6 separate regions of the Homo sapiens genome follow, and regions 1, 2, 3, 4 and 6 are each linked to region 5. Evidence: chromatin loops called from intact Hi-C (ENCODE). Cell type or tissue: endothelial cell of umbilical vein. All regions are shown on one strand.

What was found. A loop is a pair of places that touch in the nucleus more often than their neighbours do. Peaks named below come from ENCODE experiments on the same cell type or tissue, not always from the same donor. Only the 100,000 strongest peaks of a DNase experiment are listed, where the experiment ranks them.
Region 1: it touches region 5 in a loop (4-fold over the local background); 8 of 110 quality-filtered maps call a loop at or near these places.
Region 2: it touches region 5 in a loop (7-fold over the local background); 33 of 110 quality-filtered maps call a loop at or near these places.
Region 3: a loop joins it to region 5, with 7 times the contacts of the local background. A loop is called at or near these places in 18 of 110 quality-filtered maps.
Region 4: it touches region 5 in a loop (7-fold over the local background); 2 of 110 quality-filtered maps call a loop at or near these places.
Region 6: a loop joins it to region 5, with 5 times the contacts of the local background. A loop is called at or near these places in 8 of 110 quality-filtered maps.

The regions. Positions count from the first base shown.
Region 1 is chr20:51,380,893-51,385,892 of GRCh38, forward strand. All of the region lies in intron 2 of LOC105372663 (a long non-coding RNA gene), which reads left to right. Among named protein-coding and RNA genes, the nearest start is that of MIR3194, 70 kb to the right of the region's middle. In endothelial cell of umbilical vein, no CTCF peak of the experiment used is centred here; a DNase peak (open chromatin) is centred at 2,609; H3K27ac peaks cover 2,129 bases.
Region 2 is chr20:51,559,530-51,564,529 of GRCh38, forward strand. It overlaps a transcript of NFATC2 not described here. Among named protein-coding and RNA genes, the nearest start is that of NFATC2, 19 kb to the left of the region's middle. In endothelial cell of umbilical vein, a CTCF peak has its summit at 2,910 (motif pointing left); DNase peaks (open chromatin) are centred at 2,302, 3,422 and 4,412; H3K4me3 peaks cover 2,070 bases; H3K27ac peaks cover 2,241 bases.
Region 3 is chr20:51,539,884-51,544,883 of GRCh38, forward strand. NFATC2 (nuclear factor of activated T cells 2) reads right to left here and starts at 2,836. Exons shown (of 11, transcript NM_012340.5): 1 at 2,487-2,836. The coding sequence starts at 2,616. RefSeq lists an enhancer at 1,137-1,806 and silencers at 2,571-2,680, 2,691-2,850. In endothelial cell of umbilical vein, CTCF peaks have their summits at 2,287 and 2,486; DNase peaks (open chromatin) are centred at 1,478 and 2,878; H3K4me3 peaks cover 1,757 bases; H3K27ac peaks cover 1,525 bases.
Region 4 is chr20:51,629,173-51,634,172 of GRCh38, forward strand. All of the region lies in intron 15 of ATP9A (ATPase phospholipid transporting 9A (putative)), which reads right to left. Among named protein-coding and RNA genes, the nearest start is that of NFATC2, 89 kb to the left of the region's middle. RefSeq lists an enhancer at 1,702-2,901. In endothelial cell of umbilical vein, no CTCF peak of the experiment used is centred here; a DNase peak (open chromatin) is centred at 2,399; H3K27ac peaks cover 3,568 bases.
Region 5 is chr20:51,445,269-51,450,268 of GRCh38, forward strand. The region is part of intron 6 of NFATC2 (nuclear factor of activated T cells 2); the gene reads right to left. Among named protein-coding and RNA genes, the nearest start is that of MIR3194, 5.2 kb to the right of the region's middle. RefSeq lists enhancers at 1,206-2,405, 1,804-2,098. In endothelial cell of umbilical vein, no CTCF peak of the experiment used is centred here; DNase peaks (open chromatin) are centred at 1,643 and 2,143; H3K27ac peaks cover 2,236 bases.
Region 6 is chr20:51,372,158-51,377,157 of GRCh38, forward strand. The region is part of intron 2 of LOC105372663 (a long non-coding RNA gene); the gene reads left to right. Among named protein-coding and RNA genes, the nearest start is that of MIR3194, 78 kb to the right of the region's middle. In endothelial cell of umbilical vein, a CTCF peak has its summit at 276 (motif pointing right); DNase peaks (open chromatin) are centred at 334 and 2,024; H3K27ac peaks cover 1,710 bases.

The DNA of each region.
Region 1 (5,000 bases), 64 kb before region 5:
GGAGCTATTACATCTAATGGAAGAGATGCCAGGTGGAAGCAACAGCTGGACGAAGGCCCTGAGATGCAGGCAGTGTGGCATGTTTGAGAGTGAGAGATCAGGGGGCTGGAGCAGAGGGCAAGATGGGAGAGTACTGGGAGGTGAGGTAGGAAGGGAGGTGGGCAGTGGAAAGCTTTGGTGGCCATTTAAGGTCTTTGTCTTTCACACTGAGGATCTTGAGCAGAGGAAGGACCTGATCTAAGATTAGCAGGAACACTCTGTGATGAGGACAGGCAGAAGGGGAAAGGCAGGGAGACCAGCCGAGAGATTACCACATCAGTCCTAGCAGGAGGTGGTGCTGAAACAAACACCAGACTCAGAAGAGTGCCAGGCCGAGATGGGGTCAGTTTCGGGATAAAATTGAAAGAGGGAACTGATGGGATTTCCTGACAGATCGGAGATGGGTGTCAGAGAAGGAAGAGGGCCAAGCATGGTGCTGGACTTCTAGCCTGAGTGACCGGGGTGACGGTGTCCCATGAAATGAAATAAACGCTGGGGTGGGACGGTGCTAGGAAGGAGAAATGCAAGAGTTCAGGTTGAAACATGATCAGCTCCAGGTCTCTTTGAGGCCTTTCTCCCTCCCTCTGCACCCTGCTGGGATGTCCACTTCACGCGGATGGAGACTTTGCTTAGTCTGTGTTCTTCACTGATGTGGTCCGTGAGCCTTGAACAACGTATTCATCCGTTTTCTGTTGCTTATAACAGAATACCTGAAACTGGGCATTTTGAAAGGGAATTTCTTTCTCGTTGTAGAGACTGAGAAGTCCCAGGCCGAGGGCCACATCTGATGAGCGCCTTCTTGCTCACGGGTACTCTGCAGCATCCCCTGGTGGCACAGGACATCGCATGGGGACGGGCTGAGTGCGCTAATGTGCTGTGCTCAGGTCTTTCTTCCTCTTCTTGTAAAGCCGCCAGTTTCCTTCCCATGATAACCCATTCACCCATTAATCCATGAATGGATTCATCCATTCACGAGGGTAGAGCCCTCAGGATCCAGAGTCACCACTTAAAGGCATCACCTCTGAACACTGCCACATTGGCATGGCAGGCAGGATAAGGGCCCCGTAATGATGTCCATGTTCTAATGCCCATCATCTGTGGATGTGTTACCTTCTACAGCAAAAGGGACTTTGCAGGTGCGATTGCTAATCACCAGTGATTAGAAAGGAAGAGTACCCTGGGTTACCCAGGTTTGCCCCATGTAATCACAGGAGTCTTTAGAGGCAAAAGAAAGAGATGTGAGAGTTTGTTAGAGAAAGAGGCGTGAGGCTGGAAGTGGAATCAGAGTGATGGGATGGCTGGCCCAGCAGATGAGAGCTGAGTGCTAAGGAATGCGGGCAGCCGTGTCTATTTCCAAAGAAGCTGGAAAGGATGAGGAAACCTTCTCCCCCAGAGCCCCCAGAAGGAGCGCAGCCCTCCTGACACCAGGATGCTAGCCCCACGGGACCTACTTTGGACCTTGGACCTCCAGCACTGTGAGGTGATGAATTTGTGTTGCTTTATGCCACTAAGTTTGTGCTAATTGTCGCAGAGGCCTGCAAGGAGACAGGGCTCAGGAGCGGTGGGTTTCAGCTAGGATGAAAACACGCAGGCCCTGGGGGGAGGGAAGACTGAGGATGTGGGGGTTTGTTTATGGGGGGCAGTGAGGTGCAGAGGGATGGGCAGCACCATTTCATGGGGCTGTGGGGCAGAAAGTGGGGTCTGAGCCTCATGGGGGTCAGAGTGAGACGCAGGGGATGAGATGAGAGTGACATAAACAGGGATAAATGGCAAAAGAGACTCGTCCCAGAGGGGAGGCCGTGAGCCCTGGGAGATGGAAGTCACGGGACCTGGGACCCCCACTGCCCGACTCTCCGAGGAGCCCTGGACATACTCTGGGCAGTGCTGGTCTAGGGAACTGGAGACGGGGGGTGGGGTGTCCACAGGGCAGATTTTAGGAGAGCCTGCCCTTGCACCTTCAGATCCTGGAGCCCAGCTCAGGGGCCAAGGTCTGTGTCGAAGACCCCAGCAGCACACAGAGGGTGCCCTGGCTTATTTGCACCACGGGGAGGATAAATGAGAACGTGGGCTCCTGAACTGCACGGCTGCAGGTGTATCTGGGGAGGACCAGATGGAGAGGCGCCCAGCCGGAGCGCGTTAGCACCATCTAACATAGCAAGCTACAGGCGCTGGCCGCACCTCGCTCCACTGCAAACAATCCGTTATTCACCTTGTCAAACAGACTCCCCCGAGAAGCCGGTTTCAGATTGGGCTTGTAAACGGCAGCTGGCTGGCCGGCCCTTCTCTTACCTGTCCCCAAGGAGCTGTTGAGCCACAGCAGTGAGCATTTTACAAGCAGGAGGGCCACAGGTGACTGCAGGCTGCCAGAAAGCAGATAACTGGCCTGGCAGGCTCCAGGATTCTAGGGAATTATGGCCTTTGGCTTTCTGTAGCAAAGGGAACTGGCTCTGTCTAGAAGACAGGCTGGAATACACTGCTGTGTAATTAGAGATGAATAAACCGAGCCATGTGGGGCAGGAGGAAAGTCTCCCTTGAGTCAGTTGTTTGGTTTATAAAATGTGTTAAATATTAGGAAATGATTAATTTTCCATACATGCCAGATGAGCCCATTGTTCTCCATGCACAGGAAAAGGCATGTTTGCTCATTTAACACCCGGTTCCTGGGGGCCTACCATACCGCATGCCAGGGTGGTAGAGAGATGGCATTGAGCAAATCAAGACAATCGTCGCCGCCATGGAATTTACAGGGGCAAGAGACAGGCAGCAAACATGCACACGGCCATCCAAACAGCGTTTTTGACATGCCAGGCTGAGTGCATGTGTGGGTGGGGCATGGGGTAGGTCCCACATGACAGCGGTCACTGAAGTCCTCTGAGGACAAGAATTTGATTGGAAAATTGAAGAATGAGGAAGAGCCAGTCCACGAAACTCGGGGGTCAAAGCGTTTCAAGTTTTAGGAGGAGACAGAGAGAGAGGTGGGGAATGGTGTGGTCTGGGCAAGGAACAGAAAAGAGACCTGGAGGCTGGAGAACTTGGGGCCGAGGAAGATGGCTGAGCCTCTTGCCTGAAATTCGGATCATCCTGAACGCAAAGGGAAGCCGTGGAGGGCTTTAAACAGGGCTGTGATGGGATCTGAGGCTGCTTTAACCTCGATCTGGCTGCTGTGTGGACGGGGAGGTCGGGAGTACACCAGCAAAGGGCTGTTGTGTCATCCAGGTAGGAGATGAGGGTGTTCTGGTGAGCATGAGGCATAGAGGTGGGATGATTTCAGAAGGGACCCAGCAGGACTTGCTGATATGTGGGCAGTGGGGACAGTGAAGGATCCGGGGTTATTCCCAGGGTTTTGACTAAGCGACTGTGTAGATGGTGTTGCCATAAACTGATGAGTAAGATGGGTGTGTGTTGGGAGAAGGGAGGAAGAGGAGATTGGGAATCAGGAAATTTTGGGGCATGTTGAACTCAAAATGCCTCCTGGCTACCAAAGAGAAGAAGGCACATAGTTGGGGAGGTCATACAGGAGTCTGGCACGTGTGTATGTGAAGGTGTAAATACAACCCTCTCCACGGTTGTCCTGTGAATGCTTTTTTCTCATGGTATTAAGGGCAGAGGGTTCTGAATCAAATATCCTCTGACACTTTGCACAGCAGCAGAAACTGTTGGCAACGTGTTTTCAAGGAGTTTTGTCAGTATTTCATAGAAGGATGAAGTGTCCCCATTTCAACAAAAAATTTAGGGATCACTGATGTAAAAAGTATAGCCCCTGGAAATCAGAGTGAATTGTCACTGTACTTCCTGTCTCGAGTCCAGCGCAATGTTTCAGAGCTTGAAGTTTTTCGTAAATCAGGGATTCCTAGAGGGCCTGGGACACGGCAGATATACAGCAGGGGGTTTTGTTTCTTTGATAACTCCTCATCGGGCCATTTACAAAGCTCAACTTCTGAATTTTACCAGGAGGGCAGGGCAAGAGGTGGTTTAGAGTGAGAAGCCCTTTTTGGAGAAAGTTTGGTCTGACCTTGTCCATCTTTGTACCACAAAATGTCATGAGGTTTATAGCAAGTGTGTCCCCTATACCCCATCACAGCTACTGGGGATCCACAGACAAAAGAAATGACTTCACTTTCATTTCTTAAAGGTCCTTGTGGTTCTGTGCCTCTGTCCTCAGCGTTATTTTATACTCAACCTGGTCCTACCAGGAACCCAGTTTCCTCCCAATGTATGAACATGAAGAGGCTGAGTAGGAGTCAGCATTTGTTTTCTCCTGTCAATCTTACCACTTCTTAAATCCCAACTTGGCACGAAACCACTGTTCTGTTTCTGCTCCTTTGTACGAAACTACCCCATGCTGTTGGATACAGCAAGGAACAATGTTCAGATTTGCAAACTCCTGGCAAAGTGACCCCAAGATGCTCCAATACGAACTTCCTTGTTATCTCAGGTTTTGAAAATTGGATAAACTCAAGTTTCTGGCTTTAATGATCTATTTAGAAAAATTTAAATCCCATAGTCAGAGCTCTAAATGTTTTCTTCCAGATATTAGTCAAATGAGGTCTCAAGATGAGCTCAAGGCTCCATGATATGCCTTAGGTGAATCTGAAATCTGTTTGTTAAATGACGGGACAGTGGATCGATAGGTAATATTGATTAAACATGCAGCACCTGTGAGGTGGGGACTAGAGAACTCATTTTATATCTGGGGAAACTGAGGCACAGGCCAAATTTGTGTTTATTAAGTGTGGCTTAAATATAAATGTAGAACACAGACTTGTTTTTTGTTTTTTGTTTTTTCTTTTTTAAAAATGACTGTATAGTTTTAGCCTTGTCCTCTGCTTAAGTGATTTTGACTTTCGATTCAGGAGAAGTGGTGTAAGGTTTTCAGAAAGTGAGTTAAAGCAAAACAGTTGGCCGCAGCGGCAGCAATCATCTTAGTGGGGCACAGTTGCCTCTTAGGTGTAGCCCTGGGC
Region 2 (5,000 bases), 110 kb after region 5:
CCTGGATAACACTTGGCCCATTGCCACACATCTCTGTGCCCAACCCCTCCTCCAGGAAGGAGACCATGATTGCAGTACTTATCATCTACAGTGTTATAACAATTAAAAGACTTAATGCTTGCAGAGCACTTAGCCCCTTGTCCTACTCCAGTCAATGATAAATTTATGTTTGCCGTCACCATCTAGGGCAGGAATTGAGCACTCACTGTGTGCCAGTCACTGTGCTCCTTATCTGCTATGTGACCTTGGGCAAAGCCGGGTCTCACTATCCTCAACTGTCAGACAATACTATTTGGTGTGTGTTTACTGCATGTTAAGCACAGAACTGAGCATTTTACATGCATCATTTCATACGATGCTCTTGACAATCCGATGAAGTTGATACTATCATTATTCCTTTTTGCAAATGAGAAAATTGAGGCTTCACAAGCCAAGATCTTAACCCTATCTGTGTCATTATAAAGTTCCAGTAAGTTTAAAAGTACTTTGGAAAGTAGAAAGTACTGCATCTCTTCAAAGAATGTTTACTGTCAAATCCAGTTTCTCCACAGCCTCAGTTTATTGTTTTGCATCTTTAATATAACAGGATTTGTAGCTAATATTTATGGAGCATTGACTATGACCAAGACACCATTTTCGGTGCCTTATCTGTTTTACCTCATTGAATCTCATAACAACCCTGGAAGAGAGACATAATTATTGGCTCCATTTTACAGATGAGAAAAGTGTGGCACAGAGAAGTTAAGTCACTTGCCCAAGATCACACAGTTGTGATGTGGCCAAGCAGAAATTCTAATGGAAGCAGAAGGCAGGGAGTCTGGGTTTGGGAGAGAACAAAGCTCACCCTGGGTTTGTTTATTGCTGAAATACTTTCCATCATCTCACTCAGATAAAACTGAACACACCTCTTTCAGATCTTCAGTTTTTCACAGGGCCAATGCCGCTTTCTGTGCAGAAAGTTTGGAATTTTTTTAAATGCAAATATTTCTCTTCTCTATTTAACGACCCCACCCATTGGATGGGATATTGGGCTTTCCCTCAAGAGACCACCGTGCAGGGCATAGTGGGAGCATTTGGATCAGCCTGTGTCAAGCCAGCTGTCTCTGATGCCTGGAACTGCATTCTATGTGCCCAGTTGCCTTGGCAGACCAAGTGTGGTTCGCCTGGAACAATCTGGTGCCCTTGTCTCCCACATGTACACACACACACACACTGGTGTGCATACACCCACAATCCCTGCACGCATGAGCATGGGCTGGGGAGGGTAGCTATTGAACACGCGCACACAAAATACCCACATTTTGAAACCTTAGCAGAACTAGTTCATACACCTGGGGCACAGAGTTAGCAGCCTCAATAAAATTCGAGGCTTGTGTTAGATCACACAGTAAAACAGAAGCCCAGTTTCTCATCCAAGTTCTTTCTCTCTCTCTCTCTTTCCAAATGGAGCTAAATTTGGCATTAGGCTGACCTCCACCCCCACCACGAGAACATCAAACACCCGGTTTCAGTATTTATGACAGTAAAAACCCTTTCTCGCCCTTAATATATCTGTCTTCTGTCTGAGAGCATTGCTTTTACAGATGATACGATATCAGTAAATTTTTTTTGCCATTATGTCATAGGCTTGACCACTAGCAGAGGACAGGATAAACTGGTACCCGTTAAAACGTTCGAAGTCCTGGCAGGGTCTTGCTTTCAAAAGCGCAGCTCAGCTAAAACTATGTGTCATTGAGGTCTGCCGTGGCAAAGCACACCGTTTACCTAACCCAAGGCATTTGGCTTCAATCTAGTTAAAAAAAAAAAAAAGAAAGAAAGAGAGAGAAAGAAAAGAAAGAAAGAGAGAGAAAAGAAAGAAAGAAAGAGAGAGAAAGAAAAGAAAGAAAGAAAGAGAGAGAAAGAAAAGAAAGAAAGAAAGAAAGAAAGAAAGAAAGAAAGAAAGAAAGAAAGAAAGAAAGCAAGCAAGCAAGCAAGCAAGCAAGCAAGCAAGCAAGCAAGCAAAAGCCTCTCAGGTTTATTTACTGAAATTGTCATTTCTTCCCCCCCCCACCCCCACACCCCGAACTTTAATCAGCCACGCAAAGCACAAAACCTACATTCAACTCTGATTTTATGACAGGAGGCTAACTCCTCCTCCGCGAATTTATTTCACTTAACTCTCGAAGCCCCTCCCACTTGGCAGCCAGGCCCTGCAGCCCCCAACGCAGTGCTCCCCTCTGAAAAACACAACGCTTTGCCCATTTCCACTTTTAAAGACCGATTCGTTATTGTGGAGCCAAAGCCCCTCCGCAATCCCGACCAGATGGGACATTTTCATATCTTATGCTCCTTATAGTTAACCCCCTCCCATAAGATCCAAGTGGTGTGATACCAGGACTAAATCCAAGAGAAGGGGGAAAGAAGCAGAAACAGGGAAAGTACAGTGTAATCAGATCCCCAAACAAACTGATGGTACATTGCACTTTAAAGGGGTAGCTGGAGGACTCTATCCAGCAGGCACATCAAAAAGGGGGAAGAAAATAGTTTAAATGTCCCAGAGCATCCGCTGCTGCTGTAACTGTTAGAAAGCAAAGTCTTCCTTACTATACTTGCTGTATAGTAAAATGCCAAGCCTGTTCTCTTAAAAGAAAAAAAAGTAATAATAATAATACTGCAGCGTTATGGCATTTGCTGTCAAAAGCCGAGTGCTGAAACGGTTAAACAGCCAGCGGTTAGTAGCGAGAATCCCTCCCGGTGTCCCGTGGAGAGGAAAATCCTCCCGACAGACTGGCCTAGGGAATCCCGGCCTGGGACACTTCCCTGCCCCCGCGTAAAGTTGTCCAAAGTCGCCTTCCCAAGTGTCCCTTCCCTGGCCGGGGCGCGGGCGCCCCTCCGCGGGCCCCGCTACCTGTGCGCCGAGGGCGAGCGGGGTCCCCAGGCCTCCCGCACCGACCTCTGCCGGGAGCTGAAAGTGCTGCCCGGGACGGGAGCAGCAGGAAAGGGCCGGGAGGAGCGAGCGGAAAAGGCTGGAAGGGATCGAGAGTCAGTTACCTTGGTCCACAGACCCCATGATGCGGAGGGGATGGCAGTGCCCCAGTCTGAACGCAGCCTCTCTCTGCATCTGGAGGGCACGGGGACTTGGCGCGTGTTTGGAAAGGGGGATCTGTTTGTATCGACCAGCAGCCGAGGGGACGCCGTCTTCTCTACCGCGTGCCCGCGGGGCTGCCCTGGCCGAGGAGCCTCGGAGCGACCCGGGAGCTGCGCGCCTCCCGGCTCCCGGCTCGGCGGAGTCGGCGCGGCTCCGCGATCCGGCTTACTCCAGAGGCAACGCGACTTCCTTCCCCGCGCTCCGTGTTTATAGGCTTTCAATGCAGTAAAATAACGGGATTCCCTCACTGTTTCCTCCTGTTTATCCAGCGCCATGGAAACCACTGGATCCCGTCCATCTCCAAAACTAAGGGCTTTCCTGCAAACTTCACACTCAGGAATCCATGACGTCGCCTCCTCCGCGGCCAGCCAGCTCCGTGGCTCCTTCGGCCGCCAGCACAAGTCCCTGATTGTTCGGGAGAAAAGTCTGGGAGAGGGAGCGAAGCGGGCGACGGCGAGAAGAAGGGGGTGGGGGCGTGCGAGTGTCCAAGTCAGCCCTGCAGGAGCTCCAGGCGGCTGTTTGCAAGGAGTGCCCAGCCACCGCCTTCCCTGGCCCGTGGCAGCTTTTCATAAATCAAGCCCGAGACTCCCAAGCCCCCCATTTGCCAAGCGGGCGCCTCTTGGAGAAAGCTGCCCAGGGTTCAAATCAACACCCCAGGTTGTCCAAGCTCCTGGACGTTTGCCCAGGGGCCCTTCCCAGTCCCTCACGGCCTCTGGCTGCCCAGATTTTTGTGTGTTCAAGGATGGTGGGGAGGAGGAAGAGGAGAAGGAGGAGGAAGGAAAAGAAATAAATAACGGTGCCTTGTGTCAACTCTCCAACTTCGAGAATTTTTTTTCAAAGAGTTTATTTTTAGATTCATTTAGAAAATCCAAGGTTTCCAGTGATGCTCAGAGGCTCCAGAAATAATGAAATGGCCAAAGAGAAGCTGAAACCAGGCAACCCATGTGTTTACACATGCTCTGAATAAACAGGAAAATAAAGAGAAAGGATATCATGAACTTTGCACAGTGTCCAGAAGAAAGTCCTTGCGATGCCACGCATGGTTCACAGCAATAGGCCACGAGACCCCCAGAAGGTCCGTGGGGAGGGGGAGAGGGAGAGGTGCAGCGGTCAAGATGCCTTTTCTGGACTTGGACTAGGTCTGCCTCTTCACCTGCCTGCAGGGTGGGAAATTCTGAGCCCAAAGATAAAGCTGGCTTTGAAAATGGACTTCAGATACTGTTGTGAGCTCTGATAAAATTGTGGATAGCAACCAAGGCTGGTGACTCATCACATACACACCCCCCCTCCCCCCGCACGCTCTTACAGAGAGACTTGAACTTAAAGAGGCATCGAGAGGCAGCTGGCTCCATCCGTGGGACCACTCTGTTTTCCAGTACTGGCCCACAATAGCCTCACTGGGCAGCTCGCAGACATAACCACTCCTGCTGGAGATAGATGCTGGCCCACAGAGACCAGCTGGAACTGCGCCTGAGAAAGCCCCACCCCCAGCCCCGCCCAGGGGACTCTCTTCAAGCCTGCCTCAACCAGGGTGGCCTCCAGCAGGACAGTCTAAGTAATGCTGCTCCCCCAGAGAGCAGCCATTATCTGTCCACCTACTGTGTGCCAAGGAATTCAAGGTAGGGAAGTCTCACTGACTCTCGAGTAACTCAAAAATCGTGGCGCCACCAAATTTCTTGCAACCACCCTGCAAGGAGGGGATCCTCTCTCCCACTTTCCAAAAGGGAAACTGAGGCACATAGAAGGCAGGTGGCTTGCCTGTTGATTTACTTGGCAAATTCTGGGGTGCAGCCTTTAAGGGCGTAGAGAGGATTCTTTTCAGTGGAGCCTATTGAGGAAGACTCATTCCCTGAGGCCTCCTTCACCAACCATC
Region 3 (5,000 bases), 95 kb after region 5:
ATTACTCTGTACTCCTTAAGTGTGGGCTTCATGTAGTAATGCCTTCCAAAGAGTTTGAAGAAACTGAGAAAAGCTACCTCTACTGGGTAATCAAGGTTAGCATTAATGATAAATGACATGGATAGTATACTTTTTGTTGTTGTTTTTTGAGACAGAGTCTCACTCTTGTCACCCAGGCTGGAGTGCAATGGTGCCACCTGCCTCACTGCAACTTCTGCCTACTGGGTTCAAGCAATTCTCCTGCGTCATCCTCCTGAGTTTCTGGAATTACAGTGCCTTCCACCATGCCTGGCTAATTTGTGTATTTTTAGTAGAGTTGGGGTTTCACCATGTTGGCCAGGCTGGTCTTGACCTCCTGACCTCAGGTGATCCGCCCGCCTCAGCCTCCCAAAGTGTTGGGATTACAGGCGTGAGCCACCACGCCTGGCTGGATAGTACATACTCTTGATACGATGTGATGAGAAGGGAGCTTTATCTTTGTGGGCTTCCTCCCGAAAACCTAGAGCCCTAGTCTAATGAAGGGACAGTCTACAATACAACCAACACTCCTCAAAACAGTGAAGGTCACATAAAACATTCCCAATCTGAATAAGGCATAAACCTCAGTTAATAATGTGTCAATATTGGTTTGTTGGTTACAATAAATGCACCATACTAATGTAAAACATTAATAACACGGGGAAACAGGGTATTGGGTATATGGGAACTCTCTGTGCTATCTTTGCAACTTTTCTGTAAATCTGAAACTGTTCCAAAAACTGAAGTTTTTTTTTTGTTTTTTTTTTTTTGAGAAAACAGATTCCAGGGCTTTCATTGTGGTCATTTAGATACCCATCTGGTGGCCACCAAGCAGCACTTGCCAAGAAAAACCATAAAAAGTACCTCCCTTCAGATTTGGCTTGGAAACTATTTCCCCGGAAATCCCCCCACCCCACCCGACAAGGAAAATAAAAGCTGATTACCAATCTGGGAGGGGTGTGAGTATTCGTTCCCTGAAAAACATGACTTTAATCTTAATGAACAGAAAGACCACGGATATTAGTGCGGATCGTTTGCAGATTCTTAATTGTATCTTTTCAAAGCAAAAGATGTCCTCCAGATTGCAACTCTAGAAGACTGGTCTCTTCTGTTGGCTAATTGTTTCCATCTCCAGCCAAGACACAAAATTATTACTAATGACCATCTCTGGGTATCCAAGGGAAGAGGATACCCAAAGCTAAAGCAAACCCCTCACCTAACGTGGCCAGAGAGGACACCGATGGAAGCGAAAACTTCATTATCTGCCTAACACAGTGTTTGTGGGAAACATCAGGCCACCAAGCCTCCTTGACAGGCTTCCTCCACGAGCCAGTCAGCACAAGCCCTTCCTACACACTAGATGGAGGCAAGCCCAGAGTGCGTCTGGAAGCTACTAACAGGCCTGCCACTGAGCCTTCAACAAGCATTGGCTGGGCTGGGCTGGGCTGTCAAAATCAGGAAGCCTGGTTGGGTTTTTTGTTTTTTCCAAGACAACCTGCTAACCAGAAATACACAGTGAGGTTGGGCGTGTGGCCGCTTCCCCCTCCTCCTCCTCCTCCCTCTAACGAATGCTCCTGTTAAACACGTGAAGTGACAGATAAGCATTGGGCCCAGCCCGGGGAAGTCCCCAGCCCCCAGCAACTGAGGGCAGTTGGAGGCACAGAGTGACAAAGTTCAGGCAGAAAGAGCCTGTGTCCTTCTGAATCCATGCTGCAGCTGCCCCTCACCCTACCCCATCCCACCACATCCATTAGGACTAAGCGTAGAAGATCACTTAATATAGCTCAGACCAATCCTCTTGTGAGTGGTAAGTGATGGGTTCAGCAGCAGAACCCAGGGAGGAAATGGGCCGGCCTTATAATACCAAAGGTTTTAACCCTCTCCAGCATCAGACAGACAACCTCTTCCTCAGTTTCAACACAAAGTCCCCGTCAACCACTGCTCACAGGAGGTGATGGGAGCTGCGTGGCCTCACTTCAGTGCCTGGAGGGAAGGAGCGGCCTCCTACCCTTGATAACTGGGTTCAGCTGCACCCCCCTTCCTTCTTTTTTTGGCAACTCCTCCCTGCTAACTCCATTCTTCGCTTCCTCACCTCCTCCCTCCAAAGGCACAGAAATCATGTCCCTTGCCCTTTGACAGCCCAGTCCCAGGCAAGAGGCCAGCAGACAGCACCCGCCCCCCAGCCTTGGGACCTGCCTGCCACCTTTTGTTTTGCTGAGAGTGACCCTCAGGGAGCAGTCATGAGCAACCAGAAACTGGTGCCCCTAAGGGGCAAGAGGGAGCCGACCGCCCCCTAAGGGTGGCAGGGGCCACTGACGCCTCCCCTCCCTGGCACCTGGGTAGGGGCACCCTCCCTCCAGGCCCCTTAGGAAGGGGGACGGCTGGAGCCAAGAGGACTCCTGTGCCCAGTCCCCAGGCCTGAGCCCCTGGCGGGCTCAGGGGCCAGGCCAGGGGTAGCCTCCACCGACCTTCGTTCGGATTCAAATACTCATAGTCGAAGAGGATGGAGAAGTCAAGCTCGTCTTGGGGGCTGCCCCCAGGCTCGTGGCCTGGGGCGTCCCCGCCGTCGGGTTGGGGCTGCCGCTCGGGGGCGTTCATGGCGCGCAGGGCGGGAAGGCTGCGGGGCCGGGGGCGAGGGCGGGCGCGGCTGGCTCTGGGACCCCTCGCAGTGGGGCTGGCGGAGGCGGCTCGAGCGGCGGGGTCCCTTTCCTCGTAGGGACGCACGCCGGGTCCGGGGACGGCGCGCCTGGCGCAGCGGGTCCTGGACGCGCCCGGGGAAGCTGAGCGGCGGCGGCGACGGCGGCGCGAGCTTCCTGCTCCGGAGGCACCTGTTGCAGCCCGGGGAGGCGGGGGGGGGGGGGGCGTGGAGGCGGGGACAGGGCGGCCAGGCCGGCGGGGGCGGGGCCGCCACCAGGGGACCGGAGGGGAGGGGCGCGCGGCCTGGGCTGGCCGGTGCCGGGAGGAAGGAGGCTGTCCGCGGACCTGACCACACTGTCCCGGGCCACCGCTGGGCGCTGGGGCGGCCGCTGTCTCCCACCCTCCACGGGTGAGTGCGACACGCGCTGCGCGAACCAGGGTCTAGACAAGAAAGCTGCCGCCACTAGGACTTTTGCCCTAAGGGACCCACTGGCCCCACACTTTTTCCTGCTTTTCTTCTCCATGGGGTGGAAGGGGGTATCCACCCCCTTCTATTGCAGACCCGTGTCTCCAGGCGTCTCCGTGTGCCCACGGGGGCGGCATGATTTTCACAGTACTTCAGACACCTGCATGGCCCTGAACTCAACTCCCCAGCGCCTAGGAAGGAATCGGACTGACAGCACTAGTCCCCCCCGTTACAGCTATGCCTCCTGGCCACCTACCACGTGCCAGGTGCTGGGCACCCAGCCGGAGCCAGACACTGTTGCCCTCGGAAGCTCAGGCTCTGGTAGTGGGAGAGGCCTGAAGGAGAGAAACAGGACAAAAAGCATCTGCTTATGGGGCCAGGAGAGAACTCACCAGGGTATGGGATAAAGGTTGGGGTGGCTTTAGTCCCTTGGGTGGTCAAGGAGGACCTCTCTGAGGAGGTGACATTTGAAGAAACCTGATTGATGAGGCGATCTTGGGGAAGTGTGTTCTGGCAGTGAGAACCAAAACACAGAGCCAGAGCTCGAAGGGGCTGGGTGTGCTGGAGGGAGAACGAGGAGTACAGTTCTGATGGGGCGGTTGGCAAGTGACAAACACGCCTGGCTGCTTGTTTAAAGCATGATTCCCAGGCCCCTCCCTGGAGCTTCTGATTCCATAAGTCTGAATACAGACTCGTGAATGTGTATTTTTAATTAAGCACCCAACGTGAGCATTAATGAACAGGTACATTTGGCAAACACTGCATAAGGACCCAGTAACTAAAGAACACCCTCCAATAAAACTCTGCCAGGGGGCTCCACCAACTTAGCTGAAGTTGGAAACAGACTCACAGAGGTAGAAAAGATCAAAACAGTGGTCTTCAACCCTTCCCACATATTAGAATCACCTGGGACACCTTTTTAAACTCCCGTGCTGGGCTGCAATCCAAACCCACTGAAGCAGAATTCCTAATTTTTTTTTTTTTTTTTTTTTTTTTTTTTGGAGACGGAGTCTCGCTCTGTCGCCCAGGCTGGAGTGCAGTGGCGCGATCTTGGCTCATTGCAAGCTCTGCCTTCTGGGTTCACGCCATTCTCCTGCCTCAGCCTCCCGAGTAGCTGGGACTACAGGCGCCAGCCACCATGCCTGGCTACTTTTTTGTATTTTTAGTAGAGATGGGGTTTCACTGTGTTAGCCAGGAAGGTCTTGATCTCCTGACCTCGTGATCCACCCGCCTCGGCCTCCCCAAGTGCTGGGATTACAGGTGTGAGCCACCACGCCCGGCCTGAAAATTTTTTTAAACTTCAGATGAATCTAAGGTGCAGCCAGTGTTGAGGATGAGAAGATTAGACGGGAGAGGTCTTAAGATCCTCGTGAGAACCACAGCTTGACCTCAAGTGATTCGAATCCTTCCCCATGTGCCAGGAGGAATTGAGGACACGCATTCTTCAGGGGAGCCATCTCAGCTCCATTAAGGGGATTTGTGCCAAGCCATCCATCATTCCACAAATATTTATTGAGCACCTGCCTGGCACTGCCACAAGATGTTGGGGATGCAACCATCAACAAGCCACAGCCTCTCCCTTCATCATGCTTATGCCCTGAAAGCAAAGTAGCACAGTTATGAACGGGGTTTTCAAAATTGCACTCAGACCAGTGGTTCTTAACCCAGACTACACATTAGAATCACCTGGAGAGCTGTTAAAATTTGTATTCAACGACCTGAGCACCACCAGACATCGATTTGATCAGAATGTTTGGGGTTGGGACTTAGGCATCAGTATTTTGTAAAAGCTCACCAGATGCTTCCAATGTGTGGCCAGAGATGAGAACCACTTTGGTTTAGACTCAAACTCTACTGCAGGGGCCTGGGGGCTGGCTCA
Region 4 (5,000 bases), 180 kb after region 5:
CAGACACCAATGTTTTTTCAGTTGGCTGAAGATGAAAAGCGAGAAGGGGCCTCATTTAGGGGCAAAGGCTACAGAAAGTAAAAGGAAAACTCAAAGCACTTGGAAGATTTTCAATGATGAAAGAAAGATCAAATGGATTTAAGACCTTTGTTTTGAAAGTTATTACTATTTCAACTGGAATAGACTCACATGCTATGATTTTAGATTTACACTTGGGACTGCAGATATCATCAAACTGTGGTCCACTGAAAGAATAGGGAAGATAAGGACTAGAACAGGGAGTCTCAACCTCGTCACTGTGAACATTTGGGGCCAGATAACTCTTTGCTCTGCAGGGCCCCTCCTGTGCACTGTACAATGTTGAGCAGCATCCCTGGCCCCTACGCACTAGATGCCAGTCATACACCCTCCATGGTGACAACCAGAATGTCTCTAGACTTTAGCAAATGTCTCCTGGGGGCAAACTGACTGTCTCAGCTGAGAATAATTCCAGATCCCTAAGTCTAACTAAGGACTTGCCTAGAGATCCAATTACCCAGAGTTTCAGTTCACCCTAACCAGATTTTCTGGGTAGTGGGTAGCACCATGGCACAGGCATCAAATGCTTGGACCAAGTACCAGTTTCTAGTTGTGTGCAGCTGGACAAGCTACTCCTCTTCCCTAAACCTCAGTTTTCTCATCTGTAAAACAGGAATCAAGCATGTAGCACAGAGACTGACACATGGAAAGGACCCCTCAGTGGTATAACTGCTGCTGGGATGAGAGTGATTTCCCAAGTCCCCCAGCCATACTGTACGTAGAGAACAAGGCTCAGCCCAGTACTCTCAACAGGGCAATGTGGCCCTCCAGGAGACATGTGGCAATGTCTGGAGACACTCTAGGTGTCACAACGCAGGCAATGTCCTACTAGCATCTGACGGGTGGAGGCCAGGGGTGCTGCTCACCCTCCTACATCACACAGGACGCCCCCAACCACCACCAGGAACTCCTCCAGCCCTAAAAGTCAACAGTGCTGAGACTGAGAAGTCCTAGCTCTGAGGAATGACGGCGCAGCCACAGATCCTTCCCCCATTTTCCCCCAATGATTCGCGTCACTGGGAGGTGGGAGGCAGTAAAGATAAGCAAGAAAACTGAGCATGGCCATCAATACCTTGTGCCTAAATTTTGCTACTCCAGGAAGCCCAGAATAAATGCCCGGAAAGTCTTCATTGAATATGGAACCGTGGAGACAAAAGTGACTGCATCTCAAGCTGGGTGTGGTGGCTCACGCCTGTAGTCCCAACACTTTGGGAGGCTCAGGTAGGTAGATCACCTGAGGTCAGGAGTTCGAGACCAGCCTAGCCAACATGGTGAGACCCTGTCTCTACTAAAATTACAAAATTAGCTGGGCGTGGTGGTGCATGCCTGTAATCCCAGCTACTCAGGAGGCAAGGCTGGAGAATCACTTAAACCTGGGAGGCGGAGGTTGCAATGAGCTGAGATTGCACCATTGCTCTCCAACCTGGGCAACAAGAGCGAAACTCCATCTTAAAAAAAAAGTGACTGCATCTCAGGTGCAAATGCGCCATGCTGACTTCTGATTAGCCCAGTCCCATGAACACCCCCGATTCCTACTTAATTCACCGTCCTTCACATAAGAACATGTCAACCTTGATGTTATCGCACAAATTACAGGTGATGAAACATACAGCTTTCTTGCCTCTCCTGGAAGGTGCCCGTAATTGTCCTGCTGGGGCACGCGGACCCTTTCCCTGTGGTATAAGCCCTGGGTCTAGGGAGTAACAGTATGGACATCCACCTGTTTTCCTGCCGCCCAAAACTACACTTCTGTCTGTTCGGCTCCCCCAAAAACCACGCTTCTATCTGTAAGTTTCCCCCAATAAAACACCCTTTAACGACAAACTGGATTTGCCTGCCTTGTTCTTTGGTTTCAGGCTCCTTTGGAGGCCACTTTGTCTATGCAGCCCTTTCATGGAACAGAAATATCCAAAATCAGATTAGTGGTAGAGTTTCCTCTTTTAGAATAACTTTCAAATGCCCCTTAATCACCAACAATCTTTTAGAACAACATGCTGACTCATAAGAGCACCCCCAGGCCAAGACAGGCACCCACGTTTAAAAGCGTTCAACTGCACACTTTATCTCTGATAGACTGTGGCTATGCCTGCTCTTGACGCAGGCCAAAGAGAGCTGTGGGGTCTGCACATTAAAGAATCAGAGGTTTTATTTTTTCCTTCCCCCCGACAACCAAAGGGTGCTCAACAACATGTGGCTGTAGGAAATGATGCTCCCAGCCCAGCTTCCTCACTAAGAAAAGGGCTTGAGTGAGTTCAGAAGTTCTGTCCAATATAAATACCGCATCAACGATCCCCTCCCATGAGTCACTTCCTCCCACGGAGTTCATCACAAGTTTATTTCGTTCCCATATTATGGCAAGATTACGCCATAAATTTACAGAGATCGGCCGGCTGTGTGGCATTGTTTGGGGGCCTCATCTTTTCCCACCGTGGTCTGCATCTGGCACCTGCTCAAAGGCCTCTTTTAGTCCAGCAATGACAGCGCTACGATGATCTACAGCCACGATCCAAACCCGTGGCTCCACGTGGGAAGGGGGAGAAGGCACTGGAACATCTTGTACGCCACAAAAACAAAACAGGGACACAACCTTCCTGCAAAAAGACATCACACGAGTCCTTCTCCAACCTTGCCTGATTTCTTAAGAGACAGACATTCACACAAGGAAATGGCCTTGCTTTGTGGGTGCAAGAAGGTGCCATCTTGCACTGTGCGTGCACTCACACATGTTTAAAAAAGAGACAGGGGAGACCCAAACTGGGGCTGTCCACAGTCACTAAACCAAGTCAAGAGAATTTTTCTTTTTTTTCTTATTCTTTTTTCTTTTTCTTTATTTTTTTGAGACAGGGTCTTGCTGTGTTGCCCAGGCTAGAGCGCAATGGCACAATCACGACTCACTACAGCCTCGACCTCCTGGACTCGAGTGACCTCAACCTGGACCTCCTGACCTCAACCTTCCCAGTAGCTGGGACTACAGGTGTGCACCACCATGCCCAGCTAATTTTTTTGCTTTTAGTAGAGGTGGAGTCTGGCAATGATGCCCAGGCTGGACTGAAACTCGTTGGCTCAAGTGATCCTCCTGCCTTGGCCTCCCAAAGTATTACAGGCAGGAGCCACCGTACCAAGCCTAGGAGAAGTTTTATAACTGAACTAAAACTTCCTCACATCAGATAACTGGACAGTCATTTGCATAGAGCATTTGGGTTATATGAACACATCATAACAGGGTTTCTCAGGCCCTTCCTCAGGTGGGGGCTGTCCTGTGCATTGCAGGATGCTGAGCGGCATCCCTGCTCTCCACCTATGACATGCCAGTAGCACTCTCAGCCTCTGGTTGTGACAACCACAAATGTTGCCAGACATTCTCGAATGCCCCCAGGATGAGAACCATCACATTAGAGGAGTGTGGTGAGGTTTGTGCCAAGGGGAGAACTAGTCCAAAAGCCCCAGAGGCCCAGTTCCACCAACCCAACCAAAGATAAAGAGGTCAGAAAATGAGAAAAAAATAGCAAAATAATACTTATTTCATTAAAGACAACCTCACCAAGATGGACATTCACAGCACTATTTTTAGTAGTCAAAACCAAGAAAAAAGCGAGGCGCAGTGGCTCACACCTGTAATTCCAGCACTTTGGGGGGCCGAGGCTGGTGGATCACCTGAGGTCAGGAGTTCGAGACCAGCCTGCCCAACATGGTGAAACCCCGTCTCTACTAAAAAATGCAAAAATGAGCCAGGCGTGGTGGCAGGTGCCTGTAATCCCAGCTACTCAGGAGGCTGAGGCAGGAGAATCACTTGAACCCAGGAGGCGGAGGTTGCAGTGAGCTGAGATTGCACCACTGCACTCCAGCCTGGATGACAGAGTGAGACTCCATCTCAAAAAACAAAAACAAAACAAAACAAAAAAACTGAAATTGAGAAACAGCCTAAGCAGCCAAAAAATAAGTTAATGAATGAAATAGTGGCACATTCTTTCAACAGAACGCTGCACATGCGTTAAAAATCATTAAAATCAGATTTTAATAATACGAAAAAATTCTCATCGTATACATATAGTTCAATGAGGGAGGAAGTTTAGGAAGCCTTCTATGGAGTTCAGTGATAATTTTACAAAAATGTGTGTGGATATTTACACTCGGATATGCTTAGAAAAGAGACTGAAAGGAAATCCCTTGAAAAGGTAAAAGGTCTTTTGTTGGGTGAAAATGGAGATGAACTGGTCAGGCACGGTGGCTCACGCCTGTAATCCCAGTACTTAGGGAGGTTGAAGCGGGAGGACAGCTTGAGGCCAGAAGTTTGAGACCAGCCTGTGCAACACAGAGAGACTTTGGCTCTACAAAAAATTTAAAACTTAGCTGGGTGTGGCAGTGCATACCTGTAGTCCCAGCTACTTAAGAGGCAGAGGCAGGAGGATCCCTTGAGTCCAGCAGGTCAAGGCTGCAATGAGCCATGTTCATACCACTGCACTCCAGCCTAGGTAACAGAGTGAGACTCTGTCTTGAGAAAGAAAGAAAAGAAGAGAAAAGAAAAAAAGGGAGGGAGGCAAAAAAAAGAAAGAAAGAAAGGACAGAAGAAGGGAAAGAGGGAGAGGGAGAGAGACAGAAAGAGGGAAGGAAGGGAGGGAGAAAGGAAGGAAGGAAGGAAAAGAGGGAGGGAGGGAGGAAGAAAGGGAGGGAGGGAGAGAGAGAGGGAGGGCAGTTTTGATCCCCCTCTTTACCTGTAACTTTTTGTTCTAAATGCCTTAACTGTGAATGTTTTTTAATAACCTGGGAAGGGGGGCATGCCAGGTTAAAACAAAAATAGATCTGCCCATCTGACAGCATCACAGACTCTAAGCACAGAGTCCCTGTTCTTCCTGCTGGAAGACACACGAGCCACATCTCAAAAAAATATAACATGTCCTTCACAACTAGCTGAAGAGTGGCGT
Region 5 (5,000 bases):
CCTCAAATGCCCTAAGCTCATCTCCACGCTGGGGCCTTGGCACTGGGCAGCTCCTTTTGCCTGGGACACTCTCCCAGCAGTCCTTGTGGCTCTCTCTTTCCCACCTTCAGGGGTCTGCTGAAAGCCATCTCCTCCAGCAAGAGCTCCCTGACTCCTCTATCCAGAGTTACCAGATTTAACCAATAAAAATACAGGATGTTCAGTTAAACTTGGACTGCAGAAAACAACGAATACCTTTTTACTGCAAGTATGTCCCAAACTCCTTGCCATTGTATAGAACATACTTTTACTAAAGAAATTCACTGTTTGGGATTCAAATTTGACTGCGCATCCTATATTTTCCCCCCTAACTCCACACGCTTTTCTCTCTTGGGCCTGTGACCTGGCTTCCCTGGCTTCATAGCATTTTCCCCATCTGAAAGTGTCCTGCTTATAAACAAGTTTCAGACTGTCCACTCCCAAGGGCAGGGACCTCACCTGCCATGTGTCCCCTGTGCCTGGCATGGCACTGCACATAGTAGGTGCTCAATAAACACCCGGGAAATGAACATGGAAGCACCGGGGGCTGAGTGAGTGGAGCAAGCCTGAGAGGGCACGCTTGGATGCTCAGTCAAGGTCAATCTTACACAGAGGTCGGATTTCAGCTCCTCCCCTGTCCCACCCTAGACGTGACTCTTCTCGGCCCTAAGCTGTCATCTGTGGATGATCCCCACACATTTCAGACAGCCAGCTACTCTGGGAACCAGGAAGTTGGGGTTTCAGGCCCAGCCCTCCACTGATGAACTCTGTCACCTCAAAGAAGTCTAGTGACCACACTGTGTGACTCGACTTCCCCATCCGTAAAATGGGAAGGGGAGGAAGCAGACCATGAGTTACCCTCCCTCCAGCTGCCAGGCTATGACTCCAGGAGTCTGATGGGTCTAGGGTAAGGACAGGAGAGGAATTCACCTCGCCAAGAAGGACTCTTCTCCCAGACAAGAAACCAACATGGCTCTGCCCTCTGAACCCTGTGTGAAGTCAACCAGGCTCCCAGAGTGCAGGTAGAAGGGCAGCTGATGTTTTCTGAGCACCTACTATGTGCCTGATACTTTCAGTTCCTTGATCTCCTTCTATTGCTAATACACCACCAACCCCATCTCAGAGATGGGAAAACTGAGTCCCAAGGTACATAGTGTGAGGCCAATCCAGGCTTCAGGCCGAGTCTGCTGGGTGATTCAAAATCCAGCCTTTGAAGTGGGAATTACACAAAGGCCTTTGGTACCAGGAACAATTTCTGATGGTGGAAGTGCTTAGACACAATGAGTGTTCTAACTAAAAACTCATTTCTCTGTGGCCTCCTTCAAATGGATGCAAACGGAATGAACTGCAGGATTCTTGGACTTAAAAGCCTGTTCTTCAATGCAGGGGACCAAGTTTAGGCAAATATTTAGATCCCTGAAAACGAGACCATTTTCTCTATCTCCACGGCAGCTTCGGAGTTGCAATCTGGATCGCATCTTTGGAGAGCAGCTTCGTGTCCCAGCAAAGCTGTGGGTAAGTGATGGGCTCCAGCCCGGGGGGCCACTGACACCAGGGACATGAGTCACAGAGGGCAAAGGTCCGGAGAGCCTTAGTCATGCCCCAGCCCTGTCTGGAGTCTGACATTTCCCAGAGGGAAGCCCCATCTAGAGACTCCCATACCAGGTCTATTGTTTCAGAGAACATCACGCCGGGTACAACCAAACCCAGGGAGAGAAACAGGTGGGAAGAGCAGGTGTCTGCTCTAAGATGGTTCCGATTGTTCCAGGGCACAAATTCACGGAAAAATACTTAATTTAGAAAAAAAAAAATTATTTTAAGCATATGCATTTATATTTATTAAACAAAGCTCAAAATACAACCTTTGGGGACCTCCAAGTAATAAAATGACTCATGTCAGGATATGATGACTCAGTGGGAAAGAGGGAATTCCACCACCCACGCGTCCTTTCTAAAAAATCAATTTGTCCTCTGGACAGGTGATGGGAGCCTCTGCCATCAGACCGTTCCAAGAAAATCGTCCAGCAAAACAAAACAAAAAATTCTCTTCAAACAATTTAAGTTTCAAAGCTGAGTAATCTGATGCAGGCCAGTTTCCAACCTACGCCCCCGCAGGACACACAGAGCCAGGGAGCTAGTTGGCCAAGCCTGGGGGCCTGAATTAAGAAGGATTTACCAGCCGAAAAATTCCAAAACTCTGTGTCATGTGAAGGAACCTTCCAAAACATTGGATCCCACCCAGGCGCAGCGAGTCGCTCAAAGCCATGGCAACCCCTTTCCCGCTGCCACATCACTTTTATTTTTGTGTCCTTAGATTTTTTCCTGTTTTGCAATGTTTTGCTGGGACCCCCGACTCCGCCTGAGGCCCTGTGGCCAAGGGCCAGGGTTCCCACTGAAGTCAGGAACAGCCTGGACTTCCCAGCGTGAACTTTGCCTGAAGGGTTACACATTTTTTAAATTTCAGAGAACATCCAAATGGCTTTTCAGCAATTACTGAGAATGATAAATAGGAAAGACCCTGATTGTTCTGTTTGGTTTCTCTGTCCTCTCTGACATGACTAGAAAAAATTACTCGAGTTGACGACAAATGCTGCCTTGGGATTCCACCTCTGTCACCAGTTGTGGGCTGACCTGGGGTGCATGACTTGACATCTGTGAGCCTCAGTTACCTCATCTGTAAAATGGGGATAATGCTGCCCGCTTCTCAGGGCTGGAGTGACAACTAAAAGAGATGCATTCATTCAACAACACAAATGAGCACCTGCTATGTGCCGGGGACCACTCTGGATGCTGAGGATACAGCAGCAAACGCTGAGACTCTGCTGTCAAGGAACTAAGAGTCCAGCATGAGAGACCAGGTGATAAATGAACAGACAGACAAGGTAGGTGATTTCAACAGCGCTAAGTGCCCCCAAGAAAACAGAGCCGGGCAGTGGCACAGAAGGTGACAAGGTGTCTGGGAAGCGGGACAACTTCAGAATGACGGTCAAGGAGGACCCCGTGGAGGAAGTGACCTTTGAGCTGAGACTGGGAGGAATAGGAGGCCGCAGGCTTGAAAAGAAATGGTGGAGGAGGCCGGACGCAGTGGCTCGCGCCTGTAATCCCAACACTTTGGGAGGCCAAGGCAGGCAGATTACGAGGTCAGGAGATTGAGACCATCCTGGCTAACATGGTGAAACCCCGTCTCTACTAAACAAACTACAAAAAATTAGCCAGGCGTCGTGGCAGGTGCCTATAGTCCCAGCTACTCAGGAGGCTGGGGCAGGAGAATGGCGTGAACCTGGGAGGCGGAGCTTGCAGTGAGCCGAGATCGCGCACTCGCGCCACGCCACTCCAGCCTGGGCGACAGAGCAAAACTCCGTCTCAAAAAAAAAGAAAAGAAAAGAAATGGTGGAGGAACATTCTAAGAGCAAACGGAGAAAGCCAAGGTCCTGAGACAGAAATGGGCTTGGGGTGTTTGAGGACAGAGGGAAGCCAGGTGTTGCTATGGCCAAGTGGCAGGGAGAGAGTCAAAAAAGCTGAGGTCAGAGCCAGATCACACAGGCTCTTGAAAGTCACAAAAATAATCAAAAATAGTAATACAAATAATATAATAATCATTATTATTATTGCTGCTATAAATAAGATGCCATTTTCCAAAACACCAAGCTTTTCTAACTTAAGAAACACCACGCTGCCCCTCTCCTACTGTTTTTCCACTGCTCTCCAATTTGTCATCTTGCTGGAGTGGAAACTGCCAATTCCATTTTAGTCGACAGCTATAAAAAGAACATTGGAGCTGGTGGTGCCGATGACCAAACTCGGGGCTAAGATTAGCCCAGGAGGCTGTCACCTTTCCTTAATGTGAGAAACAGCTGGGATTCCCCTTCCTTGGAAAACTTCAACTGTTCCGCCCCGCCCCGCAGAGCCCTTGCTGGCCAAATGTCCATGGAGATGGGAACGGGGATGAGTTTTGGAAAAAAGAAGTTGAGCAACAGGGATTCCCCCTGCAGAAGGCGTCCCGGGCTGGGAGGTGAGCTCTTGAGGTCAAAAGAGCAGGACCAGCAAATGCAAGGCGAGCCCCCTCTCTGCAGAGAGCCCTCAGAGCCAGACATCCCCCGCAGAGAAGCCCACCGTGTCCCTAACACCCCCGATTGTCTCTTGTCGTTAATCCAGGAACTACATTCACCTGGGATTCTTCAGTTAGGCATGGAAGGGTCAGAAATGTATCCTCTTGATGCCGGAAACACACTAGAGAATTCAAACTGCTGCTCAGAGCGGTGCAGTGGTTAATTCAAGGATCTCTATCGCCACAAAATGGGTAAGCCTGTGGCTCAGAGCAGCTGAAGGGTCTTCACGCAAAATTAACCTGGTTCTAAGCTTTTTAAGCATAGAACAGCAGAGTCCAAGGTGTGGGGTCTAGAGCCAGGCTGCCTGAGGTCATCCCACCACTGCCCTTTATCAGCTGTGTGATCTTCACTAAGTTACTTAACTTCTCTGTGCTCAGTTTCTCACCAGTAAAATTGAGAAAACAGTAGTCTATCTTTTGGGCTCTTATGAGGGATCAGATTAGTTAGCACATACAAAGTGCTTAGAATAAGGCCTGGCACATAGTTCATTATTAATGAACTACTAATTACTCAATTACTAATAACGTTCATTATTAGTACTTACTACTGTTTTTTAATGTCTCTTGGTTCCATGAGATAAAGTCTTACTTGTCTTTGTTTTTCTACAGCCAAAATATAATGATGATAATAAAAGAGCTAACATCTAATGAGCATGTTCAATGTTCTGAGCCCTATGCAAAGCACCCAACGTGTATAATCTCATTTAATCTTGCCTCCCAAGAGAAGTAAATCATCATCTGTATCTTACAAAAGAGGAAATGTCAGCCCAGATAGGTGAAGTAACTTACTCAGAACGACACAGCTACTAAATGCAGATCAGGGATTTGAACCCAGGCCATCCGACCTCAGAGCTGTGCTGGTGACCGCTGTGGG
Region 6 (5,000 bases), 73 kb before region 5:
GCTTTAAAAGTCTCCGGAGAGGACTGGCAGCAGTTCCCAGGGATGTGTGCCATTGTCTGGGACAGAGCAAGCCGAGTTCGTTGAGCTACAGCCTACGGTCCAGGGACCTGACTTGGCTGGAGGCTGGACATGTCCTACTTCTCTTAACTCAGCAAATGGACGGAGGTCAGGGAAAGGTTGACTCGGGGTAGGGGCTGGAGGAGGTTGCAGGGAAGCCTGTGGAAGCCACTCTTGCAGCAGGTCCCGGGAGAGCCCCAGGCCCTGGATCTGAGCATCCTCAGTGGGGCTTGGGGATCCGTACCTCTAGAGGGCAGTGGGGCTCCACCAAGAGTCCCTTCCAGTGTCTTCCCAGTGGCCAGGAAATACTCCTCACCTTAGAACGGGCCTCCCTGCTCAGCCTAAAGGGAAATTTCTACCCACAGGTTGCCTTGGCTGGGCGCAGAGGATGGATCTTTCCACATCCAGTTGTTTGTGCGGGGGAAAGCTCATTAGGAAGGAAAGTATCTAGTGTCAGTAGCATGTGAACGTTTCCAAGCACAGAAGCCCGACAGCTGTACCTACTTAGGGGGTACCTGGGGACTCCGGGCCACACAGAGGCCATCTCCCACCAGCCTGGCCAGGGGGAAGTCAGATTTCTGGGGCTCATAATGTTCACATGGAGAAAACGTGCATTTCTACTGGAGTGTTCTTGGCCAGACTCAGGCTTTTAGATTCCCCAAAATAAATCTCCTCGACGGTTCGCCCCTGCCTGCTCCTACCCCTCGTTCTTGCTTGGCAAACAGGGAAGTCCCTGGATGCATTTTGGTCCAGAGATCAGAGCCCCCAGGGATCAGAGCCTCATGGGCTGCACCCTCTAAGGGCCACAGAATCCCTGTTGGGGGCAAGGTTAGGGGGTGCAAGCATATCCACTTTGGGTGCACACAGACCTGGGTTCAAATCGTCACTCTGCCACTGCACAGCTGCAGGGTCACCAGCTTGCACCCACTCTGAGCCTCCGGCTCATCTGAGAAATGAGGAAAGCCCCACCTTACGGGATGGCCGCAGGGCTCGGGGACAGAAATCCTGGAACCAGTATATATAGCACAACACCAGGCACATCACAGCCCCTGCCAGAAGCACCACCAGCCGCACCCTCCCTGCTGCTAATTTTTCCCGAGGCACCCATTGCTGAACTCTTCTGTTCTTATGGTTTATACAGTCTATCCTTCCTGCTGGGACACAAGCTCCACTGCCGTGTCCAAAACACTCTGTTCTAGGCACAAGGTTGGCATCAAAAAATACCTGTTGGGTGCATAAATGAATGCTTTGGAGCTCGTATTACAGTTCTCTGGGCCTCAGTTTCCCCAGCTGTGCAATGCGGATGATGGCATTAGAAGTGTCAAAGGTGGCTTCAGATGGATTGAGCAAATGTGCAAGAGCACCCAGCCCAGGCAGGCAACAGATGCAAATCCACTCTCCCAATCAGATTCCGAGGTTGTCTTGGGCTTTACAATGGAGTCAGGAGAATCGCCACCCTCTGGCCTCCAAGTGCAGCTCAGAGGGATGGGTCACTGGCCAGGCATTGATACAGACTCACCCAACAAGGCCTGCAAGTTCTCTGAACAGGCGCCCTCATGTTGGATCCTCCCAGGGGCCAGGCAGGGAAGACTGAGGCCAGGAAACACCCCAAGGCTCAGAGAGGTGGGGTCACTGGGCGAGGCTGTCTTGGCCGTTTCTCTGCATAAAGCAGCCAGGGGCTGTGAAACTCCAAGGTGAGAGGTGGCCCATGGGTGACAAACGGGAAATGGAAGGCCAAAGAAGTGTGAGTGCACCGGGGAAGCAGGGTGTCTTAGTGGGAAGAATGTGGGCTCTGGGATCAAGGAGACCTGCCTTCCGGCCTGCCTCAGCCACTCACCATGCAACCCCGGGGAAGCCATATCACCTCTCATTTCCTAATCAGTGAAATGGAGATAACAAGAGCCCTTGCTCTGCAGAGTGCTGGGAACGGCTCCTGCAGCGGCTGGCACACACTTGATAAGCAGTTAGGAAAGAGCAGATATTACTCTTTGTATGAGTTCTCTCTTGTTGCCATAACAAATTACCACAAACTTAATGGCTTAAAGCAACACAAATTTAACATCTTACAGTTCCGGAGGGCAGAGGTCCTAAAATCAAAATATTGGCAGGGCTGCCTTCCTTCTGGAGGCTCTAGGGGAGATTCTGTTTCCTGCCTTTTCCAGCTCCTGGGGCCATCTGTTTTCCTTGGATCATATCACTCCGATCTCTCTGTCCATCATTACATCTTCTCTGACGGTCCTGCCTCCATTCCATAGGGATCCTTGTGATTCCACTGGGTCTACCTGGATAATCCAGGATAATCTCCCTGTCTCAGAGTTCTTAACATCATCACGCCTGCAAAATCCCTCTTGCCTTATGAGGTAACATATTCACAGGTTCTGGGGATTAGGGCGGGGACCTCTTTGGGGCCATAATTCAGCCGACCACACTGTTCTTATGATGCCTCCCATCCTGGCCCTGCTCCACTGTTCCTCCAGCAGGCACTGTCTATCTCTGTCTCTCTCTTGCTCTAGCCTTGACACCAAAGGAGTTATTTGGTTCTAATTTGGGGTTCTGGTTGGATGAATTGCAGGAGAAAGCTTGTGTCTCCTCAAACATCCCCCCATTGTCCCCGGACCATACAGGTTGTAGTCAAGGGACTTGTTAGAAGGCAGGCGGCAGCCAAGAATTCCAGAGAAAGCTGCATGGGAAATGTCCCCATTCATTCATCAAATATCAGAGCACCTACCACATGCCTGGCACTTCTGGTCACTGTGGGCACAACTGTGGACTGGGCAGACTTGACTCTGCCCTCGAGGAACTGACCTTCTCGGGGGAAGACAGGTGGGAGAGTGATCCTATCATAGGCACTCAACCCAAACAAGACCCCAGGTATTGCGAGGGAGGGTGGTGGAGCAGATACATTAGCTAGGGTGGCCACGGATGGCCTCTTTGAGGAGGTGGAACATGACCCAAAGAGCCATGCAGGGGATGGGGGAAGTGCGTTCCAGGCAGACGGCTTGGCAAGTGCAAAGGCCCCGAGGCAGGAACGTGTTTGGCTTCTTCAAGAAACAGCAAGATGGCAGCGTGGCTGGAGGGATGAGGTGGTCTGAGAGTAGCTGGGGGCCAGATCATAGCAGGACCCTGGCTTTTATTCTGAGTGAGGTCAGGGCCTTTGGCGGGCTTTAGCAAAAGGTGCTATCATCTGGCTCATATTGAAAAGGATCCCTCTGGCTTCTGTGAAGGGAACAGACGATAGCAGGCCAGAAACCAGGAACCCAGAAGGAGGCTACACAGGCAAAGGAGTAAATTGAGGAGAGTTTTAATGGATTATTCACAAAGGCACAGGAGAGAGGGGAAACGTAATGCAAGATGAATCCCCCAGAGCTATCAGCACTGGGGCACCTCTGCCGCCCCAAGGCCCGAAGAGGTTAAGGAGGAGAGCAGTTTCTGGGACCGGGAGGGATGGCACCCCATGGAGAGGGCCACTTGGAGAGACAGTGGCTTTTGTTGAGGGACATATCCAGGCCACGGCATGAACACCCAACCTTCCATCTCTTGCTGGCACCTCCTATTGAAGGAACCCTCTGAAAGCCAGAGGTGCCCCGGAGAGGCTGGTCATATGGTCCGCCTCCCAGGCCCAGAGAGCTGAGGGTGAACCTGGAGGGCAAATGGAAGACACTGGAACAAGCTCCCTGCCCAGCTCCCTGAACGCAGGGCAGCTGACACTGTAGCCTCTGTGCCTGTAGCCACCGTTGCTGTCTAGCTTTAGAACTTGGATCCTTGAAAAAAATATTAGGGCTGCTGCTCCATGGCAGCCCTGTGCAGAACACACCAGGAGGGAGAGGGAGAGACACGGAAGATGTAGCGCGCCCCCCGCCTCCTTAGGCTGTTCTCCCATTGCTATAAAGAAATACCTGAACCTGGGTAATTTACAAAGAAAAGAAGTTTAATTGGCTGATAGTTCCACAGGCTGTGCAGGAAGCACAGTGGCTTCTGCTTCTGGGGAGGCCTCAGGAAACTTACAATCGTGGTGGAAGGCTAGGGGGAAGCCAGCACATCACATGGGCAGAGCAGCAGGAGCAAGAGAAGGGTGGGGAAGTGCTACACACTTTTCCATGACCAGATCTCATGAGAACTCACTATCACGAGAACAGCACCAGTGGATCCACCCCCATGATCCAATCGCCTCCCACCAGGCCCCACCTCCAACACTGGGGATTACACTTTAACGTGAGATCTGGGCAGGGACATGGATCCAAACCATATTATTCCCCCAGCTCCATCTTTACAGAGGGTAGAGGGGCAGGAGGCATGAGGGGAGGGGCCGGAGAGGGACTGAGAGGGGCAGGAGCGGCACTGAGCGGCTTGCAGCAGATGAGGGGGTCACACCTGTAGTGGCTTTGTTCCGGGTGTAGGTAACGATGTGTTGTTACTTTAAGACTTTTTCTTGGTCATAGATTGTGTGGTTACAGATTTCAAGCAGTACAAATGGATATGGAGCGAAAAGCCCCTCTCGTCCCCTCCCCCATGCCCCTGGACTCCCAGGACCATTAGTAATTCTGAAATGTCTTTCAGAAAAAGCACGTGTGTTTGTGTGTGTGTATACAGTGTGCAGGTATGCAGTACGTATGTGTATTCAGATGTGTGTGTATACAGTGTGCATGTATGCAGTATGTATGTGTATACAGATGTGTGTGTGTATACAGTGTGCGTGTATGCAGTATGTATGTATATGCAGATGTGTATACAGCATGTGTATATGCAGTATGTGTGTTTGCATTGTGGATGTGTGTGTTTGTATGCAGTGTGTGTATGCAGTATGTGTGTATGCAGTGTGAATTTATGTCATTGTGTGTGTATGAGTTTATGTCATTGTGTGTGTGTGTGTGTGTGTGTGTGTGCGTGTGTGTGGTCATCCCATGAATGGGACGCACAGGTCTGCACTTTGCGTTTTCCCTTGC